Regions from separate parts of the Homo sapiens genome. Here all the other regions are linked to region 1. Evidence: chromatin loops called from intact Hi-C (ENCODE). Cell type or tissue: endothelial cell of umbilical vein. All regions are shown on one strand. Each heading gives the region's core, and the rest is flanking DNA. Links, peaks and the distances in the headings are about the cores only. Region 1 has its middle 140 kb from the start of TM2D1. Region 2 overlaps NFIA (nuclear factor I A). Region 3 holds the start of NFIA-AS2 (NFIA antisense RNA 2).

Region 1 (7,495 bases), core at 1,300-6,299:
TTCTTCTTTTGTAAATAAAAAGAAATATGCCTGATTCACATTTTGTTGAGAAGACTTAATGTGCTAATTTTATAAAACACCTAGCACAATGCCTGGCACAGAGTAAGCATTCGATAAATATGCGATCCCTTTCCCTCCACACAGTTGCACAGTTGCCTCCCTCGCTGGACTGTCATATGCATATATGCATCTTTGTGTCCCCAGCTACTAGTACAGTACCTGGCAAAGAGTGCTAAAGTACCTGGGAAAGAGACAGGTAAACTCTGTCTACATACAGTGCTGATTCATTACTCTGGGCTCAGAAATACTTCTTAGGTTAAATAAAACAAGTATATATGCACATGCATAAATCCATTGTAGTGTCAAGTCAGCGTGTGCTTTCTCAGGGCTGGTCATCCCATGCACATAAAGAAGCGCCAACTCTCTGGCAAGGCATCCTGGTGGGCCACTCTCTCAGTCTGAAAGCTGCCTTGATTTGTTTACTTCAACAAGGTTTCATCTTTCTGCCATGTTTTCTTTTTCATTCTGGTGCGCTGTGTGTCCCATTACCTTAACAAGTGATAGTGCTTGAGTTGCCACTAAGGGTCCGAAGGAAAAGTGTTGTGCTGGATGCCAGTGTTCATGGATTGTGGCAGCACAAGGCAAGTTCAGTCTAGGAAACAGGTAACAAAGCTCACGAGGCTGTTAGGGAGGTCTGATTTTTACGAAGGGCTTCGTGTCCATCACTGAAGCCTGGAGGATTGACTAGTAATTGTATGAATGGGATCTGGAAGGAACTATGGTCTGAGGCTTGTCATGACTTCAGGGGTTGGCACCGTACAAAGCCCCATAAGGATCACGCAAAGGCACCCAACCGTGCTAATTCACCCTTTCCGGGAACTCAGCTCCCCCGCCCAGTATTGCTTGCCAGGGTGTGCCCACAGGCACTCCCTGCATGTGGCTGCAGGAACCAACTATGAAATCCACCTATGTGTTTTCTAGTGAATCTGGCCCTGATTTTAGCAGACAGCACTAGCTGTCATCTGGTTTTTATTAAATTCCATAAGTAAGAGAGTAATTCACACTCTAAAATGTTACACTATGTAAATAGTGAGACTGATTGAAAACTATTTTGTTATTTTCTGCTTTTCTCTATTTTGTGAATTTTCTTTAATGAGCATTGAGTACTATTTTATATATATATGTTTACATATATGTTTATATATATGTTTATATATATATATATATGTTTTAATTCAAAGGATAATTCATGGCAGAAACAGAAGTATAGGGACAGAAATTTCCATTACCGGAGGCTTTGAGAACCATATTCCTGCAGCTCTAATGAACAGAAAGTCATTTCACTGGGATGTTTTCCTCCATTTTCTGTGAATTTGAGTGAGCTTCCTTCCAAGAATGCAATTGAAGACTGGGACATACATATTGTAACCAGTAGCATGAGTTATTGATTGAATTCCCTGGCACTTCCTTTAGTTTGAATTCTAGGTAGAGTTCTTGGAAAGTGATGGCTTTTCGAGAGCTGGGCTTCCCTAGCATGGAATGACAAGTCACATAACAGCTCTTTGTCCAGTCATATACTGAGCATCACCTGCGTATCAGGCACTGTGCTGGGCACCAAAGATGGAAAGATAATTCGTGTCTTCACTGTAGTAAGGTAGATAGGGGCCAGGCATGGTGGCTCACACCTGTAATCCCGGCACTTTGGGAGGCCGAGGCAGGCGGATCACCTGAGGTCAGGAGTTCAAGACCTGCCTGGCCAATGTGATGAATCCCCGCCTCTACTAAAAATACAAAAATTAGCTAGGCATGGTGGCGCGTGCCTGTAATCCCAGCTACTCAGGAGGCTGAGGCGAGAGAATCACTTGAACCTGGGAGGCAGATGTTGCAATGAGCCAAGATCATGCCATTGCACTCCAGTCTGCGTGACAAGAACGAAACTCAGTCTCAAAAATAATAATAATAAACAAGAAAAAAATAAGAAAGGTAGATAGGAACACAACATAGCTGTACTAGGGGTGAGTTATGTACAAGAGGGTGTGGGTGAGTGGCCAGAGCAGGTTTCACAGAGGCCAGGACATGTCAACAGTCTTCACTTTAGAGTAGGAATTTGCTAAGAAGACCAGAAGTCTGGTTGGCTGGCAAAGAGATGGGTCAGGGTAAGGGGAGTCCAGCAGAAGGAAAAGTATGCATACAAGCATGGAAGCATGAACTGGCTGGCCTGTGGGATCGTCATGACCCCAGGATCAAACTCATATAAGTTTCTCCAAGACATAACAGTTCTTGTCTCAAGTAAGACACTAGGAGAGTAGGCCACTAGGAGCCCCAATTCCATCAAACACCTCCTAGCCCTGTCATGCACCCAGCATAAGCACAGGGGATGATACAAGAAAACAGTGTGATATCACCATCCCAAGTTGCTGCGGATCAGAGAGCTGTCTTACTGTGATGCTTAATTTTTGGTGAACTTACAGAAAAAAATTCAAAAAGTCTGAGGCTGCCCATTAGGAATGAGAAATTGCATATGAGGGTTAGCATGCTAATTATGTTTTGTGTAACCTACTGGACACACTGGGATGGCTTTTCCTGAAAGAAATTATCTGAGTCCTACCTTACCACCTAGACAAACGGGAAAGGAAAGGGGGTTGATTCCACCAACAGTGTGTGCTTGTGACTTAGGCGGCTTTCCAGTCGAAGAAATACAAATAATTGTAAGGCAATTTTAATCTTTACTGAACTCTCTTGAAGCCTATCAAACGGAATCCCAAATGCACAGCAAAACATCTTAAAATTGCCTTTCCCTATCTCTCTCAAGTCATATATATCACACGTTTATGGCTCTCTCCTCCTAATTTTTTTCCTCCCTCTTTCCATATTCCTCCCAAACTCTCTTAAGCTCAACTACAAGAACACTTGTCTTTTCACCCCAGCCCCATTCCCCGCTTTCTGGATTTATTCCTCTGGTGGCTAGTAGATCTCTCTCCTTTCTAAAGTAAATCAATTTCACATTTCTGCCCCCCTACACCAATCAACACCACATTATTTTTATATTTGTGGCAGAGGTTTAATAGGTAGAACAAGGGGATGCTTTGCAGAGGCTAGAACACTCAAGAGAAAGATTTGTTTTCTTTGTCATTTGAACAGCAAGCATATATAAACCATGCTGGTAAAGTTTCTTTCTGGTGGCTCCCATATTTTAGGTTACTGGCCACCCTAAAAACCTAAGCCCTAAAAACCTGTTACCTTCCCATGTAACAGAAGCTTAATGTAAATGACTTTCATAAGCCTGTATTCCTTTAACTTATTTTTTTCTTCTTTATCCATAGCAGATTTAAGTCTGGATTCCTTGACTCATCCAAAGTGGTTAAGTGCAAGAATGCTATTTTTTTTTAATGCCTGTCTTCCCCATTAACTCCCAGAGGGCAGGGGTATTGGCCATCTAGGTGACCATTAGCACTGTCCCTGGAAAATGGAATACACTCATTAATTCTTATATTTAGCATTTGTTGAAGGGAATTTGAATGTGAGCATAAATTTCTTAAAGGATCTTTCAGTCCCTTGAACAAAGTGTGAACCAAGTGTCATCCAAGTTATACAACATGGAGTACATACAATTGCATTTCACTCTAATTCAAGCCTAAGAACAGGTGACCCAAGAAGCAATCTCAACCCCTCAAAGATTTTTCTCCAATACCTAATCTGCAAGCCAAGGATCTTTGGGGTACAGAAAAAGTCATTTTTTTTTCTTTCCTTTGAGGGAAGTGACAGATACAAAGTTTTCATACTCAGCTCCTAACTGCCCCCAGCTCATCCTGGCAGCTGAAGAGTTAATCTGCTGCCACCTAGTGGTTCTTGGCCAACCTGCGGGAACCCCAGCTCACATAAGGTGAGGGTGAATGGGGTGGGTGTGGACTGTCTCCATGAAGAGGACAAGGTTCTCAAGTGGCTTTGTCTTCCCACCCCCAAAGTTTATCTCTCTCTTTCTCTCTCTCTCTCTCTCTTTCTCTCCCTCTCTCTCTCTGTCTCCCCCTCTCTCTCTCTCTCTTCTCTCCTCTCTCCTCTCTCCTCTTTCTCTCTCTCTCTCCCCTTCTCTGGGGCCTGTTTCCTGTAGACCTGAGGCAAAGCAGTAGTTCAGGCTGGGATTTCTTGCAAGTTTTCCACTGTGGGGTGCCGCAACAGCTGTGACCCTGGCTTGATTTTGATGTAGACTTCAAGGGCGCCGTCCCCAGCGGGGAGAACATTTTTACCTCAGGAGCCTATTCACATTGGTAGCCTTGGCAGGGAAAGTTCCAGAAGCTTTGATTACACAAATACCTTTGCTAGGTACAGGCCCGTCTTGGCAACCTGGGGAGAGAGAATGTGCACATGGGCTGATTAAACCAAACGACCCGTTTCCTTTGCCGGGGCTGGGGGCTGGGGGTCTTCGGCTTGGAAATGATTTTTTCCTTGGCTGTGTTGCCTGGAAACTTTGAGGGTTTAATTAGGACTGGGGAGGTTTTTGGCTCCCGCAGCTGCCTCTGCTCTCCCCCAGGGTTACTGAGTGAGAATGTGTGCATGCGTGTGTGTGTGTGTGTGCGCGCGCGCGTGTGTGTGTGTGTGTGTCCCCTGCAGTGCAGGCCAAAGCCGTCTGGAGAAGTTAATTGTGTACCAAGGCAGATGTGGCTCTTTTTATTTCAATTGATTTCAGTTAATAACTTTTAACCTCCGAACCGCAGTGAGGCTGCGTGTGGTTTATGTATCATGTACTGGAGCCCAGACAACTGAGTGGAAATGGTAGCTATTACCTTACTGCCGCCATCCATCTAGGGCCAATCATTGGAAACTTTTCTAAATGTTCTCAAGCAAATCCAGAAAGGACATCCTCCATCAGTGTCTCTCTGGCTCTGTGAATTCCTAGGAAGAAGTAAGACAAGAGCCGGCCCGCCCCAAAGCAGTTATCTTATTTGGTCAGGAGGAAAAAGTTGGAGTAAACAAATTAAAATGAAACATTTTTCATCCTTTATTGACTTCAGTATTCTTTTTATTAACCTCAACATTACCAAGCAGTTACTCTCCCATTTGGAGACTTGGAGAAAGAAGAAGAATTTTCTTTTCTGCTTTTCTTTGATATGTATATATGTTTGTATTTATTTTTCAACTACCAATGTTATACACAAACATGTTCTGGTTATATAAGGATTAAATACAGAAGTATAAGCCCCCTTGCTCACAGGCAGATTTTCCAGCTGGGGTCAAGGCAGGTGCAGGCGCATTGTGACCCACCCTTTTTCTTCCTTCCCTCCCTTTTTTCTTTTCTGCTTTCCTTTCCTCCTTCCTTCAGAGGAAGATTCAGAGACACAGGTCTTTCCTTCATGGAGCATGTGGAAATGAGCTCCCACATACCATGTGTATTTGTTTGCTAGGCCTGCTGTAAGAAGATACCACACAAAGGTCTAATATCCAGCATCTATAAGGAACTTAAACAAATTTACAAGAAGAAAACAACCCCATTAAAAAGTGGGCAAAGGACATGAACAGATACTTCTCAAAACAAGACATACATGTGGCCAACAAGCATATGAAAAAAAAGCTCAATATCACTGATCATTAGAGAAATGCAAGTCAAAACCATAATGAAATACCATCTCACACCAGCCAGAATGGCTACTATTAAAAAGTCAAAAAATAACAGGTGTTGGCAAGGTTGTGGAGAAAAGGGAACGCTTATACACTATTTGTGGGAGTGTAGATTAGTTCAACCATTGTGGAAAACAGTGTGGCAATTCCTCAAAGAGCTAAAAACAGAACTACCATTTGACTCAGCAATCCCACTACTGGGTAGGTACCCAGAGGACTGTAAATCATTCTACCATAACAACACATGCACACGAATGTTCATTGCAGCACTATTCACAATAGTAAAGGCATAGAATCAATCTAAATGCCTATCAGTGAGACTGGATGAAGAAAACATGGTACATATACACCATGGAATATTATACAGCCATAAAAAAAGAACAAGATCATGTCTTTTGAAGGAACATGGATGAAGCTAGAGGCTATTATCCTTAGAAAACTAATGCAGGAACAGAAAACCAAATACTACATGCTCTTACTTGTAAGTGGGGGCTGAAAGATAAGAATTTATAAACACAAAGAAGGAAACAAAGACGCTGGGGTCTACTTGAGCAGGGAGGGTGAGAGAAGGGAGAGGAGCAGAAAGGATAACTATTGGATACCGGGCTTAATACCTGGGTGATAAAATAATATGTACAACAAACCCCTGTTACCGGTGTTTACCTATGTAACAAACCTGCACGTGTATCCCCGAACTCAAAATAAAAGTTAAAAAAAATAAAAATACGACGAGTAAAAAAAAAAGAAAAAAAGAAAGTACCACAGACTGGGTGGCTTAGACAAGAGCAATGTGTTGTCTCACAGTTCCAGAGGCAGGGTTGATTCCTTCTGCGGGCTGTGAGGGAGGCTCTGTTCCACGCCTCTCCCTGCTCCTGTGGTTCGCTGGCAATCTTTGCTGTTCCTTGACTCGTAGACACATCGCCCTGATCTCTGCCTTCGTTTTCACATAGCTTTCTTCCTGGCACTGGGAGTGACATGACTTGACTGTTTTCTAGGGAACCCTCACTTTAGGCTTCTCCTCTTGAGTTGGTCAGATGCCCAGAGAAGACTCTTCAATCCCCTATTTGAAGAATGTGTGTGCCTGGCTGCTGTGTTCCGGGAGCCAAGTGTGAGAAGAAGGCTGGAACCCAAATATTCAGTCTGCTCCTCTGTAGTCTTTAATCCCTCTGTTTTCAGTACAGCATCCTCCCAGACCTCCGCACTCTCTGGCTTCTCTAGTTCAGAAATCCCCTGGTTACTGTCTCTAGAAAATAAATCTCTCCTACCATTTACGGCAGTGGAGAAGGAGCCATGTGACTGCGTGGCATGAGGGGATAGGGCACGGGGAGAGATCTAACTGCTTCTAAAACCCTTTCCACCCACCCTCCTTTTTCAGCCCCATCTTCACTCTCACCTCCAGAGGTACCAGATGCCACCAGTCCTGCGCTGTTTCACTGCTCTGAATGTGAACCGAGTTGCTTTTGGCGTTTCCCACTGCAGGCTCCGTGTGCAGTTTGATGGGGTCTGGCAGGCCGGTCGCCAGTCTTCCACAGCATTTTAACTTTCAACATTTTGCTGCTTTCTTTGTTTCCACTTTCTTTGTTTTTGTGTTAGTGGGTTTCAGGAAGAAAGAGAGCTAAATACATGTGTCCAATTTTCCAGCTTTACCTTTAAGGCCATTCTTGTGTTTTAAGCAGCATGTTCCAGAGACATTCTCAAACCCAAAAGGAGTCATCCTATCCCTGGGTTATCTGGAAGTTTTGGGTAAGTTTAGGACAAGAGAGTCCCTTCCAAGACCCTGCCATTTGCAACAACATGACTGAACCTGAAGGACATTAGTGAAATAAGCCAGACACAGAAAGAAAACTGTGGCATGATCTTACTTATATGTGGAATCTAAAAA
Region 2 (7,495 bases), core at 1,704-6,703, 390 kb before region 1:
CTAGAATTGATAATATATTTTCTTTTAGTTTTCTCTGCTACTCTTAAGGGTACATGTAAATACATTTCTTAGCGTAGAGCAAATGTTGCATGCAATATGACTGGCCAGTGGCATTTTATTTCAAAGATCTCATGCTAATATATAGGAGACTATATATTATTTTTTTTTGTATCAGCATGTTTAATTTTTTTAAGGTTAACTGTGTGCAAATGCATATTTGCTGTCCAAACTAGTTAATGGGCTTACAACTGAAGGGTGTAAATTCTAGTATCTGTATTCTCCAGCTTGAAGCAGTGTTGTCTGAAGCCTGAAACGGCTGATGTTAATCTTCAGCTTATTTTGTTGATATCCAAAAATTAACTTGAAGTAGAATAAAATGTGATGTAAATCGACTTCTCTGCATACTCATAACAGTGTCAATAGTTAAAAAATAAAGTCTATATAGGTCACACTGTTTAAAACCTTAAAGGAGTGTGTGTGTGTGTGTGTGTGTGTGTGTGTGTGTGTGTGTGTGCGCGCGCGCGCTGTGTGTGTGTGATGCATATGTATTTGTGTTTAATTAAACAGAGGGAATTGCTGGCTTTTAATCAAGTTGATGAATTTTGAATTTCCACTTCAGTGATGGCTCTACCTTAAATTCATTTGGCTGATGTGATAGCAGTATTCGGAATGCAACGAAGAGATAAGAGTTTGGACCCCATATTTATAATATTCCAGAAGAATTTCATTATGTAATGGCTAGAAACTCAGATTTCCCACAGAGTTGTAGAGTGTGCAGTTTGGCATGCTTATTTACTACTCTGGTTCTTTTTTTTTTTTTTTTTTTTTTGAGACGGAGTCTCTCTGTGTCACGCAGGCTGGTGTGCAGTGGCGTGATCTCGGCTCACTGCAACCTTTGCCTCCTGGGTTCAAGCGATTCTTCTGCCTCAGCCTCCTGAGTAGCTGGGATTACAGGCGCCTGCCACCACATCCAGCTTATTTTTCTATTTTTAGTAGAGATGGGATTTCACTGAGTTGGCCAGGCTGGTTTCGAACTCCTGACCTTGCGATCCACTTACCTCTGCCTCCCAAAGTGCTGGGATTACAAGCGTGAGCCACCGCACCCGGCCACTACTCTGGTTCTTAATAGTGAAAGATTTATACCTCAAAAACACTCTGTAGATAAAGAAGGATTCAAATATGATTCTCTTAATATTGCATGGTTTGGCTAAGAAACCTTGTTATTATTCAAGTTACTGTGAGTCAAGGGCTTGCTTAGAAACAGCAGACGTAGGCATGGCGCGGTGGCTCATGCCTGTAATCCCAGCACTTTGGGAGGCTGAGGCAGGCAGATCACCAGGTCAGGAGTTCAAGACCAGCCTAGCCAATATAGTGAAACCCCATCTCTACTAAAAATACAAAAAATTAGCCGGGCTTGGTGGTGGGTGCCAGTAATTCCAGCTACTCGGGAGGCTGAGGCAGGAGAATCGCTTGAACCCGAGAGGCGGAGGTTGCAGTGAGCCAAGATCGTGCCATTGCACTCCAGCCTGGGTGACAAGAATGAAACTATGCAAGAAAGAAAGAAAGAGAGAAAGAAGAAAGAAAGAAAGAGAAAGAACGAACAGACATAGATAGTCTATTCCCACTTCAAGTAGAGTAAACAGGCAAAGTGGGGCAAGGAAGAGCGGATGAAAAAGCCACAAGGCAATTCATTAACCCATTTTAAGACATTTTCAGGCAACTTGTGAAGCTTCAAAGGTCAAACTGACCAACATTTAATTCATCACAGAAAAAAAATTCTGGGAGAAGAAAAAAGAAAACTTGACCTTCACGGTTTAACAAGTTTTCTTAAAATGTCTTTATACAATCTTGATAGAGTTCTTTGCTAACATGATTCATCTTCCAATCTATGCAAATCAGACTTTTAAATCATACTTGGTTTTATATAAGGGCTTCCTTCTGATTGACTTTGGAGCAGGTAACACAGAGCTCTTGATGGCAGTGCCTTGCTGTGTGTTCTGTTATGGTGACAGAGAGAGCACCCCCTGCAAGGGTGATTTAGTGTGAAAGTACTAGGGTCTTTGACTGAGAAGTCACCAAAAATCAATGGCTGTATTGTTTTGAATGTTATCTGGGCTTGCAACTGAGAATAGGACCTGGGGGTTTTACTCTTTTTATTCCTTTTCATTCGTTCTTCACTCTCTATCTGAATTGCAGTCGTGGTCCTCTGGCAGGCAGCGTCTGTATGCGACCGGAAGGCAGTGCTGAATAGTGGGGTGATGTTGGCAGAGCACTTTCCAGGCATGCTAGCACCTAGCGCACAAGCAGAGAACTTTGCTTCTGCCAACTGTGACTTCAGAACCCAGGTCTGTTCCTGAACCTGGATGCCCAGCTGTCAGTGTGTCGCCATATGTCACCAGCACATGGCACCCTAATTAAAATTTCAAATTGCATGCATTTGTGTTTGCTGGCTGGCTTGCTTAAAAGGCAGAGACCTCACCACCCCGGCTTGCCCCCCTCCTTCATCACTCTGAAGTATTATGTTTGCCATCCTTAGGAATGAGTTGGAAAACGGCCTTTGCCCACTAAAAAATCATCACTCTCCAATTCTCTCACCTCCCATTTTGAAATAGGAATAGTCCTTATTTTAAGGGAGAAGGAGTGGTGTGAAGAAACGTGGCTGGTACCCTTCAGTAGAATTCTAAAGACCAGAAATGTGGTTCTCGTGTTTCCAGTGGTTCATACAGATCACTCTTCAATGCTGTCCTCTCTTTGTGAATATGTTTAGCTCTTTTTATGTTTACATTTGAAATTTTAAAATAGGATTAGATGGAGCATTCTTGGAAAACAGTAACAACAAAATTTAATGAAGTAGGTCCCTTCGTGCAAAGCAAAAAAGACATACTGCTGGTTGAGGATATCTGTTAATAGCTACCATTTATTGATCATTTACAAAATGCTAAGGAAAAATGCAAGTCGATTTACCTGTGTTGCCTCATTTGATTCTCACACCACTTCTATTCTGTGGCAACTGCTAACACTCTCATTTTAGAGATGAGCATACCATGGCTTATGTAGCATTTCCAATCTTATGTACCGTATCTCGTGAGTAGTAGACATGAAATTTGAACTCAGATCCGTTTGACTTGAGATTGTATATACTACATTGCTTCCTTCCTGGGAAGAAAATGGAAGTTTTTTCTGGTTCCTTCTAATCGTAGCTTCATAGATATGTGGTGTGCTTCCAAGTGTGTATACTTTTCCATGTATGCTAAGTTTTGGTGATGTATTAAAAAAAGGTTGAATGGCCAAGTACAGTGGCTCATGCCTGCAATCCCAGCACTTTGGGAGGCCGAGGTAGGTGGGTCACTTGAGGTCAGGAGTTCGAGACCAGCCTGGGCAACACGGTGAAATCCCATCTCTACTAAAAATACAAAAATTAGCCGGGCGTGGTTGTGCGTGCCTGTAATCGCAGCTACTCTGGAGGCTGAGGCAGGAGAATCACTTGAAACCAGGAGGCGGAGGCTGCAGTTAGCTGAAATTGCATCACTGCACTCCAGCCTGCACGACAGAGCGAGACTCCAACTCACAAAATATATATATGTATATATATATATATATATATATATATATATATATATATATATATATATATATATATGTATGTATGTTGAGCTAGAATTATGCAATTCCCTATTGACCCTTAGTCACCATTTGCAGTGATGACAAACTGGGGTATTTTAAATGACAGCAGGAGGCAGTGCAGTCATTAGCAGCATGGACTCTGGAGCCCAGTTGCTGCTTTAGATCTCAGCTCCCCTTTGACTAGCGTCATGATCTTGTGCAAATCACTTGACCGCTCAGTGCCTCAGTTTCCTCATCTGTATGGGATAATAATATTATGAGTTAATCCATGTAAAACACTTAGAATCTTCCTCCTGGACTATTGAAAGTACCCATTAGAGGTTAGCTAAAATTAATCAACACATTTTTAGACTTCACACAGAAAAAAAAAGAAATTAAGGAAGATTAATTGATCCATTCTTTAGAAAATTCTGATACTAAACACTGGCCTTTATATAGCATCTGATTAATTAAAATGAGTCACCCTCTTGATTTGATCTGCCAGTCAACAATTGCTGATGGAGCTTCTGCTATAAAATGATGTATACATTCTCCAAAATAAAAAACAGTATCATAAACCTTAAAAAGGTACCAGTCATGTTGGGTAGACAAGACATATCTACTTAGGTTCCACAAGTGCTCTAGAGTTGTTTACCTATTCAGTCCAGTGAATTATCACAACCACATAATTAAATGTGTATTCATCCCCAAGTAATGACAGAAAAGATGAAGAAAACCTAAACAAACCAAAAAACCTCCAGAAATTTTAACAATGTGTATAATGCTAATAATATTTCTAACTGTGATAATAGCAGTAATAGAAGGTAGTAGTACTCATTTAAGTGGCTTCTGTTATGGCTGTAGACAAGTTATTTACACATTTAGCAAAGTTATGAAATTCTGTCATCTATAATCTTTTCATGTATGAATGATTCCTTTCTTATAAAACTCCCATTTATTCTGTAGGGTTGCTGAAACACAGCAAAGTGTAAAAGGGAAAACAACGACTCCCTCTACGTTTTATTTTAAAATAGAAAATTCTGATGGGAATCTGCAATATAAGCCAAGATATGTAGTAAGATCTCACATACTTTCTCAGATTTGGCTTTTTTGTTGTTGTTACCTTAAGTATCACATACCCTGATAGCGTAAAGAATCAGTATCTTTTATCCTATCTATGGAAAATATAATGATTGTTGATAATTTTATGAGCCATTGTACTAATTTTAATCGACACATCCGCTCCTCTATAGCACACTTCCTTGAGATAAAACTGGCTAATAGTATCAACTGACCTGTTTTCTGTTTTTTCATTGAACTTTAAAATGTAATTCTTTTTCTTTTTCTGGTGCTCAAAGAGATACATTTGTTTGAGTCCTTGTGTATTTTATGTATCACATTAAGAAAATTATAAAGAACTTAAAAGCTTAAGGCAAACTTTAAAAAGTGTCTTGTCAGGTTAGATTTCTCTTTCCTTTCAACTAAAAAACAAAAAAAAAAAAGGAAAAAGGAAATAAGGGAAGGAGGAAGGGGTGGGGGCCATCAGGTGGTAAAAGCCTGTTTAATGTAACATCAGTTGTGGAGAAAATATTAGGTTCAATTACATAAGGATTGTGTGAGAGGGAGCACCTTGAGAAGCATAATTTAATTAGAATGAATTTATGAGCGAGAGGTCCTGAGCTATTAGACAAAGCGAAGGCAGTGGTGTGCTCTCCTTTCACGAGAGCATTTTAATGAGTTTCCATACAAAGTATTTCAGGTAAAAGATTTGTAGCAAGTGTGAATAGAAATGTAGCTCCAAATAAAAACTGTCAAATAGCTCTAGTAGCAATTTCTGGGCTAAGAGTATTTAATAAAGTATGCTGACATTGTTATTTCTTGATGATTTTATTGAACAACTATCGTGTAAGAAAATCTTAAAAAAAAAACACTCAGATTCCAATGTGTTCTTTAATTTGCCATTAAAAATTGAACTGCAGGGCTGGCCTTGCTTGACTTCCAATTTGGGCAGGTGTTAGATTGTGACTTACATAACATTGCAAACTCATCCATTGCCCTGATATTCCAGAAGGATAGGTGCCAATGGTAACTTAAGATTGAGATTTCACCTTTATGGCTTGCTTCCTATTTCTGGTAAGAGGGAATTAAAGCGTTATCTCCCTATAGTGTAATTATGGTCATAAACTTGATTAGAGTTCTTTAAATAAAATCCAACTAGGAAAAAGGCAGGAAAACACTGTGGTCAATTTTGGGGAAGGAGGATGGAATACAGGCATGACCTTCACCTTGGTCAAAATATGTTCCCTAAGACTCTGGGAAGTCTTGTATATATAAGATTCATATGGCAGGGTTTTTAAAAAGTTGACAGGAGAGTACATCCTTGTTTAAGGATTTATTTGTGTATGATCCTCACAAGGTACATTTTTGAGATTTATTGCAAATAATTCTGTTAATCCTTTCCTAGATATTCTGACATGCCAGGTGGTTAAAGAAGGATGATACATACCAGGTCTATAGAAATATCATAAATTATTACACAGTAATATAAGTATTTTTGTCATCCATGACTAACTTTTAAAATGGCAAAATTATAAATATCTGTAAAGTCTATGCGCAGTTGTTACTGATTATTGTGGCAATAATACATAAAGAACATGTTTTTTGTTTTATTTTCCACCCTTATGTTTTATTTATAAAACAAAAATTTATATTTGCACAGGAGGAGAATTAGCAGGATGTAAAATAAAAATGAAAGACCCCAATGGGGAGAATATTTTAAATGTCTTGCAGGGAGTGGAAGAAAGCTTTGCTTAAAAATGTCACCATATGCTAACTATATACAGCACTTCAAGTTTATTTATTGTTAAAGCCTCATGTAAATCACGTCATTCTGAAAATCATGGAAACTGCACATTTGTGCATTAAACTATGTAAACAACAAAAACTGGTCATCCGTCCAATTGTTGCTTCACTTATTTTGAATTATAGTGCAATTTTGTGGAGGGTGAAATGGGGATTACACAATATAGCGATTTCCTGTTAACACCTACATTTTTGCTGATCAAGCAAGGTCTGTTGGTGCGAGAGCTTAACCTTTATTTTATTTCCAAATGTGTTTTTTATTCCGAGTCCCGTTGGTGTCTATGGTTTCACTTTTCTCCATGAGCCACATGTTAAAGCCTGCCCTGACTAAATGAAGGAGTGTAAGCAGTGGGATAGACATTGCAGGCAGGCGAAACTGGGATAAGCCCCAGAATCTTTTGAACCTATCAGTAATATTACTAACAGGGAGAAAGTATAAAAGTGAGCGCTTCAAGTGCTCTAGTGTACATGTCAAAATTAAAGCACGAGTTCCACGGGATGGCTCACCACCCTCCCTTATTTATAAAACAGAAGTATCTTTTGAGCCCGCTGTGCCCTCCTCCCCCTTTTCTATGCCTGTTTTTCTGCCTGGGTTGCCTGGTTTTTGCTCTGCTTGTTGAAACCCTGCTCATCCTTCAGGCTGCCTCAAAACTTTTGTGGAAGAAGGTAGGGAACACATATCTCTTCTTTTGTCCAGCCTTCCTTGATTAGCCTTCTTCCTCTCCCTTCTACCCATTGTACATGGTTTCTGTTGCCATGTAGTGGTTAAATCTGGTTTACGTTGTAGTTGTTTGTGTGTAAGGAGGTCTCCTACACCGGGCCATGTTTTCTTAAACACTGGGATGGTGTTTTCTTAGTGCTTGTGATGTTCTTTGTAACAGTGGGTGCCCTATAACTTTTGTTTGGACTGAATTAAAGAAAAAAAAGAAATCGACTTTAGTAGGAGCCGGCCTTTGAGTGATAAAGATACATTGAGGGAACTCTGTACATCCCCAAGATCGTGGCCAGTTGCCAGGCTCCATTTGGATTA
Region 3 (7,495 bases), core at 1,376-6,375, 620 kb before region 1:
AATTTCTGCAGCCAGCTTGAATTTCTCCTCAGAAAATGGATTTTTCTTTCTATCACATTGTCAGCCCGCAAATTTTCCAAACTTTTATGTTCTGCTTCCCTCTTAAACATAAGTTCCATTTCCAAACAATATATTTGTGAATACATAAAACTGAATGCTTTTAACAGCACCCAAGTCACCTCTTTTATTTATTTATTTTATTTTATTTTTTCAAGAAGGAGTCTCACTCTGTCACCCAGGTTGGAGTGCAGTGGCACAATCTCAGTTCACTGCAACCTCTGCTTCCCAGGCTCAAGCAATTCTCCTGCCTCAGCCTCCCAAGCAGCTGGGATTACAGGTGTGTACCACAACACCCAGCTAATTTTTTTTTTTTTTTTTAAGATAGAGTCTTGCTGTGTCACCAGGCTGGAGTGCAGTGGCACAATCTCAGCTCACTGCAACCTCTGCCTCCCAGGTTCAAGTAATTCTCCTACCTCAGCCTCCCCAGTAGCTGGGACTATAGGTGTGCGCCACCAAGCCCAGCTAATTTTTGTATTTTTAATAGAGACAGGGTTTCACTATGTTGGCCAGGATGGTCTCAATCTCTTGACCTCATGATATGCCCACCTCAGCCTCCCAAAGTGCTGGGATTACAGGCATGAGCCACCACACCTGGCCCACACCCAGCTAATTTTTATATTTTTTGTAGAGACAGGGTTTCACCATGTTGGCCAGGCTGGTCTCAGAACTCCTGACCTCAAGTAATCTGCCCACCTCAGCCTCCCAAAGTACTGGGATTACAGGCATGAGCCACCGCGCCCAGACCCAAGTCACCTCTTGAACACCTTGTTGCTTAAAAAATTTATTTCACCAGATACCTTAAATTGTCTCTCTCAGGTTCAAAGTTCTGCAGATCTCTAGGGCAGAGACAAAATGCTACCAGTCTCTTCATTAAAGGATAGCAAGAATTACTTTTGTTCAAGTTCCCAATAAATTTCTCATCTCCATCTGAGACCACCTCAATCTGGACTTCATTGTCCATATCACTATCAGCATTTTGGTCAAAGCCATTCAACAAGTCTCTGGGAATTTCCAAACTTTCCCACATCTTCTTATCTTCTTCTGAGTCCTCCAAACTCTTCCACCCTCTGCCTGTTACCCAGCTCTAAAGTCACCTCCACATTTTCAAGTATGTTTATAGCAGCACCCCACTACCTGGTATCAATTTACTGTATTAGTCCATTCTCGTGCTGCTAAAAAGGACTGCCTGAGACTGGGTAATTTATAAAAGAAAGAGGTTTAATTGACTCACAGTTCTGCATGGCTGAGGAGGCCTCAAGAAACTTACAATCATGGTGGAAGGGGAAGCAAACACGTCCTTCTTCATATGATGGCAGGAAGGGGAAGGGTCTAGCAAAATGGGGAAAAGCCCTTTATAAAACCACCAGATCTTGTGAGAACTCACTATCACAAGAACAGCAGCATGTGGGTAACTATTTCCAAGATTCAATTACCTCTCACTGGGTCCCTCCCACAACCTCCATGTGGGTATTATGGGAACTACAATTCCGGAAGAGATTTGGGTAGGGTCACAACAAACGACATCAGCATATCTATGACAAAGGATTAAATTCAGTTTAATTCAACAAGACTGCACTGGACCCTTATTCTAAGTAATACAAGCATAACTTAAGAATTATTCATCCAACAAATATTGAAAAAACAACACATGTGACTTACTGCGTTTTGGGAGACACATAGTTGATTTCGATCTAGATAACTCTCTCAAGGAAGCTGCAGTGTGGTAGGAATGATAAGACTTGTACATAGATAAGTAACACCAATGATAGAAAATGATAAATATCATTTTTAAAAAGAGAAGTGCAGATGGTGAAATTTAACAGGAAGGATAAGGAGATGACCAATTCCAGGAGATGGGCAAAATCTATTCACTGCCTCAGTTTCCCAATGCATTCATTCATTCACTCAATAAATACAACTTGAATCATTGCCCTATTCCAGATACTGTTAGAGTCAGGGATGAAAACTAGACTAGAAGAGAGAGAGAGATGACAATTCCCTGGAATTAATACCTTAATATAGGTATATACGAGATACGGAGGGAAGAGAGAGGAGGGAACTTCCCAGCCTGCCTGTGGTGAGGGTCAGTTAGCAAAGGAAAGTTTTGTCAAGGAAATGACCCTTTGCTGAGTGTGGAAGAAAAGGGAACATCTCAGGAGAAAGAAGGGGGAAGCCACAGCACTCTAGGCAGGAAGATAACAAAGATTCTCAAAGGGAGAGACAGGGTGCATGTGGGCAGAGGGTGGGGGACAAGGCAGGGGCGGAGGCATAGGGAGCCTCTGCCAGTTTTCTCAGGGAAATGGGAGGTGAGGTTGACAGACAAGGAGGGGAGGTGGTGTGGTTTGGGGAACTGAAAAGGCAAGATAGGCTCTGGAAGGCTTCTCTGGGAAATGCAAGAAGATACTAATAAAGAACAAATAAAAGACAGTTCCAAAGTAGAAACCACAAATTTTTATGTGGCATTAACTACACATCATAATGCAAAATACTCCAAAAATACTTAGTGCTCTGGGCATGAGAGTAGAGAAAGTGGAGAGAACACATCATTGGACAGACAGAGCATGTGCGTGTGCAAGGGAAGGGGAGGGGTGCCATGAAGAGTTCAAATGCAAGTGTGTGGAGTCTGTCCTGCCTGATGGACTGAGAGAAAGTGGATCAAGGAGTTGGAGCTGGAATGGCAAATAGTTTTCATCTCACGCATCAACTCCAGTTGATGGAACCTGTGCTGAGAAGGATCCCAAAGCAACCTCTGGGTTTAATAGGAGAGTGGCATGATCAGTCTGTGAGGTTCTCAATGAGCTGGAAAGAGTGGCAACAATCACACCAGGCATTGGCCATCTCTGGACCAGAGGCCAGACAAGGCTGTGAGAAGAGAGAGGAGTAAGAGAAGTAGCAGGACAGGGGGCTGTGGCCAGAGTGAGATGTTGGAAGGTGAGGTTTCGTGAAGACATCAAGGCCTAGAACATGGCTAGGGAAAAGTTTGGCTGACTGAAGAACAAGGCACAATCTAGTGTTCAAATACCTTCATGCTGCTGCTCTTGCCTCACTGAAGAGGTAAAGTGTCTTCAGAAGACATGTGACATAAGGGAATGGTGGATGGTTGAAGAAACACTTGGCTGTTCTAATGTAAACAGAAGAAGGAGTGGGAAGCTCTCATTTCTCCATCATTATCAGGCTCTGTTCTCAGGAAGCCAGAGAAACCTATGGCATGCTGCCTATGCAGGCCTCCTCCAGACCCATGGCTCAGACAGACCCGCCTGAACTCCAGCAGAGAAACAAGCCCCTGACCATTCCCTTCATCAGGGCAGGCAGGATGCAAGCCAACAGCTTCTCCTCCAGTGAGCCAATCCCATTACTTTTTTCCTTTTTAACTTTGTAAGAACACGTAACATGAGGGCCACCTTCTTAGCAAAATTTTAAGCACACAATACAGTATTATTGACCATAGGTAAAGCGTTGTACAGCAGATCTCTAGAACTCACTCATCTTGCTTAACTAAAACTGTATGTCCATTGATTAACAACTGTTCATTTCTCACTCCACCTAGCTCCTGGCAACCACCATTGCACTCTTTGATTCTACGAATTTGGCAATTTTAGATACCCCACATAAGTGGAATCATGCAGTTTCGTCTTTCTCTGAGTGGTTTATTTCATTTAGTATAATGTCCTCAAGATTCATCCATGTTGTCACATATTTTAGAGTTTCTTTTTTAAGGCTAAGTAATATTCTGGGATGTGTGTGTATGTGTGTGTGTGTTCCACATTTTCTTTATCCATTGATCTGTTGTTGGATATTTAGTTCATTTCTACATCTTGGCTATTGTGTATAGTGCTGCAATGAACATGGGAGTACTAATATCTCTTCAAGATCCTCATTTCAATTCTTTTGGATAAATACCCTGTGGGACTGCTGGATCATATGGTAATTCTATTTTTAATTTTTTGAGGAACCTCCATACTGTTTTCCATAGCAGCTGCACCATTTGGCATTCCCACCAACAGCATGCAGGGTTCCAACTTTCCCACATCCTTGCCTGAATCTCTTTTTGGATTCCGGAGTGACAGTGTCTCAGGATCTTGGCGGGGAAGGACCATCACCTCCTCATAATCCGTGCCACTCTGGAGGGCTGAGCACACAGTTCTCCTTGTTTCCCTGTTTGCCAGCTTGCCTTGTGGATAAATGCAGAGAAGGATTCAGGATTGGAGGGAAGGGTGAATTCACGGCCCTACAGAGCATGTCTAAAAGCATTTGTCAAAAAAAGAGTTAATGACTGCTTCTCTGCGGGAAGCCCTAAAGAAATGAGTGTCCTGAAGTGTAGAACATTCGCTTTTACGGTAGGTGGTGTTATTGTTACATGTTCATACAGACAGTGCTAATTAACAATCCTAAAGGCCACATCATTAAATTATTTCTCCGCTAAAAACCCTATGATGTTTAATGCGTCCCAGCAATTCAATTATATCTAAAACACTGGCCTGAACGGCAGGCACTATTCTGTGGCTGACAAAGTGCAAGTTGCTCTTAAGAACAGGTGAAGCTTAACAAGGAAAGAACAACATCTGACAAACTACCTCCCTGCTCTTCTCCCTAACATACACCCTAAGAATAAAAACAACAGTGATATTCCAAGAAAATTAACGTGGGTCTTACCTTTGCTAGGCTGGCGATGAAATATAGGCTTTACCAAATTTTCTGTGAAGAATCTGACAAGATTTTCTTAAAAGATTTCACCCAAAATAATCAAATCAGTGCCCTCAGATCTATTTAAGGTCCATCGGGTTTCACTGTTTTTTCTCTGGATCCTACCACCCATCCTTTGTCATTTCTAACCACTGCAAATTGCATTTTGGGTTTGAACTTGGGGTGACTTCATGGCTTTGGTCTGGGTTTTTCCTGGATGTGTATCACAGTCAGCAGAGAGCACTTTGAAGAGCACACAAAGCCTCTTTGTCTCCCACTCAGTGAAATATCTCAAGTACAGAGCACAGTGAAAAAGGGCTTCTTTCCAGCTTAAACACACACACACACACACACACACACACACACACACACACACACACACAAAAGAAGCTCTTGCCCTTCCCTGCCGCCCCCAGCTGCTGTGGTGAGACAGTCTCTGCACAGGCACAGGGCCCAGTGCAACTGGCCAAGTGGCCTCAGTCCTCTGGACAAGGCTTGGCAGGCAGCACCATGACAGAACCTCCTGCTTGGAAGGTGTTGGTGCCGAGACTGCATCTGGGAGCAGCACATATGTGATTCCACTAGTTTTTACACAAAGAGGCAGACTATGCCAGTGGCCAGCTGGCCAGCTGGGCACTCATCTGCAACCTTAGAAGCAGGAGTCAGGGAGCAACCCACTGATCCTCTTGTCATGGTCTTCCCAAGTGCCCAGTTTCCACATAAACCATTTCCTCATCACTCTCCTCCCTAACACTATCCCAACAGTACCCTCAAGGAGGCCCCACTCAGCTCTATGAGGACAGGGGGCTATGTATCTCCTTAGCTCCATACCACCAAGCACACTGCCTTACATGGAACACACTCTCAGTAAAGGTTTCTTGGATGGAAAGATGAATGAACAGATAGACAGATGGATGATGGGTGGGTGGATAAGTGTGTGCATGGATGGGTGTGTGCAGGGATGGGTGGGTGGATGGATGGGTGGGTGGATAGAAGAATCTTATAAACCATTGTTCGGATCCTGGCTCAAACATTTTCTTTTTGTGAGATCTTGGGAAAATTACCAAAACTAAGATACTACAAAACTAAGCCTTTTGGTTTTTTATCTGTACAAAGAATGATAGCAGTTACGGTGGAGATTGAGAAAATTCAGTAAGCACCTGATAGTAGGTGCTCTGTACACATTCATGGTTTTTACCCAGGAACTGTTTATAGATTATCAAGTCCCTTGCTTCTGTAGGAGGTCTTTCCTATCACTGTCGAATTCATTGCTCACTTGCATCTCTCCCAAAGGGATGGCAGAGGAAAGGTAGTAAAGGGTGCTTAGAGTGGAGTGAGGACTACAAGAGGGAGCACCAGTATTGACTGGGGATGCAGGGTTTCTAATTTTTCTAGCCCAGAAAAATTCAGACAGGCATGGTTTGGAGGAGACCTGGGTTCCAGTCAAGGCCCTGTCCCCAACTAGCTGGATAAACATGGCATGATCACCTCTCCCTTGTGGTCCTAGATTTCTTCTATGAGATAAACTCATATGATTGCATGAATGCTGAAGTCTCTTCAACTCCCAACTCTGTGATTCTATCCTTCGAGATCCACTTAACATCTTCTTACCTCCTCATTGAAGCCTGTCCTGACCATTCCTGCTGACAATAAATTCTCCCTCTTCTCAGAATCTGTGACTCTTGTCTGCGCTATGTGTCTGGAAATTAGTTCACTTCATAGCCTTGCAATGATGATGATAGCAAACTCTCAAATCATACTAACTGGAGGACCAGAGATTATTCTTAGCTACACACATACGCACACACACTTGAACATATGCATGCACATACACACACATACACACATAATCATTACATTCTCATAATACCTCTCTATGAAGTGAGCAATCTCAAAATCTCATTTTACAGATGAAAAACTGACACATAAACACACACAAAAAACTTACCCAAGACCAAACAGCTTTAAGCACTGGGCCAAGTATTTGAACCCAAGCAGGCATGACCTGCTGTTACCAGGCTGTCATAGGTCTCCTTGTTATTCAGCATCTCACTCCTCTCCCCAGTAGCTTCCCTAAGCATAGGGGCAGTGGGGTGCTGTGGCTAAGTCAAAGGACTCCCTGTCTAGACCACCTGTATGTGAACCCCAAATCTATTTTACTGCTTTGTACCTCTATTTTCCCATGCATAAAACAAGAGTAAAAAGTGCACTCCCTCGTAGGGTTGTTATGAGAATTAAATTAGTTACTCTAAGTAAAGCATTTAGACCAGACATTTGCTGTTATTGGGTGTAGGAGCCCAGCCTAAAACATCTCTGTAGTCTCTATGCCTCATACATAGGGAATGCTTTTGTGTTGACTCAGTCAAGAACATGGGAGGAGGAGTCAAACAGACCAAGTCCAGTCCTAGCTCAACCACAGATTAACTTTATGACCTTGAGCATGTCAGTTAGCTTCTGAGTCTCAGTTTTCTCATTTATAAAATGGGAATCACACGTGCTGCCCAGTGAATCCCACAAAGCTGTGCTACTCAATTCAACAAGACATATGTGTGCACCGTGCATAAACTATTAGATAAGTGGAAGGGTTTGTAACTAGTTTAGTCTAGATGAAACCACCGCCTGAGGATATCTGAAGGTCTCTGCTCGAGGGCTGTGGTCACCCTACTTCAAAAGCAGAAGGGACAGATCCCTTCAAAGGGGCCCTGTTTGTAGAACTCTTGCTAAGCCACATAATGTTATCACAAAAGCATGT

Evidence for each region. A loop is a pair of places that touch in the nucleus more often than their neighbours do. Peaks named below come from ENCODE experiments on the same cell type or tissue, not always from the same donor. Only the 100,000 strongest peaks of a DNase experiment are listed, where the experiment ranks them.
Region 2: it touches region 1 in a loop (4-fold over the local background); 2 of 110 quality-filtered maps call a loop at or near these places.
Region 3: it touches region 1 in a loop (8-fold over the local background); 26 of 110 quality-filtered maps call a loop at or near these places.

The regions. Positions count from the first base shown.
Region 1 is chr1:61,585,013-61,592,507 of GRCh38, forward strand. No RefSeq gene overlaps it. Among named protein-coding and RNA genes, the nearest start is that of TM2D1, 140 kb to the right of the region's middle. RefSeq lists an enhancer at 2,749-5,224. In endothelial cell of umbilical vein, for the core only: a CTCF peak has its summit at 3,852 (motif pointing left); a DNase peak (open chromatin) is centred at 3,829.
Region 2 is chr1:61,196,428-61,203,922 of GRCh38, forward strand. All of the region lies in intron 2 of NFIA (nuclear factor I A), which reads left to right. Among named protein-coding and RNA genes, the nearest start is that of NFIA-AS1, 53 kb to the right of the region's middle. In endothelial cell of umbilical vein, for the core only: no CTCF peak of the experiment used is centred there; a DNase peak (open chromatin) is centred at 4,774.
Region 3 is chr1:60,965,835-60,973,329 of GRCh38, forward strand. NFIA-AS2 (NFIA antisense RNA 2) reads right to left here and starts at 4,906. Exons shown (of 7, transcript NR_110617.2): 1 at 4,714-4,906. In endothelial cell of umbilical vein, for the core only: no CTCF peak of the experiment used is centred there; a DNase peak (open chromatin) is centred at 4,437.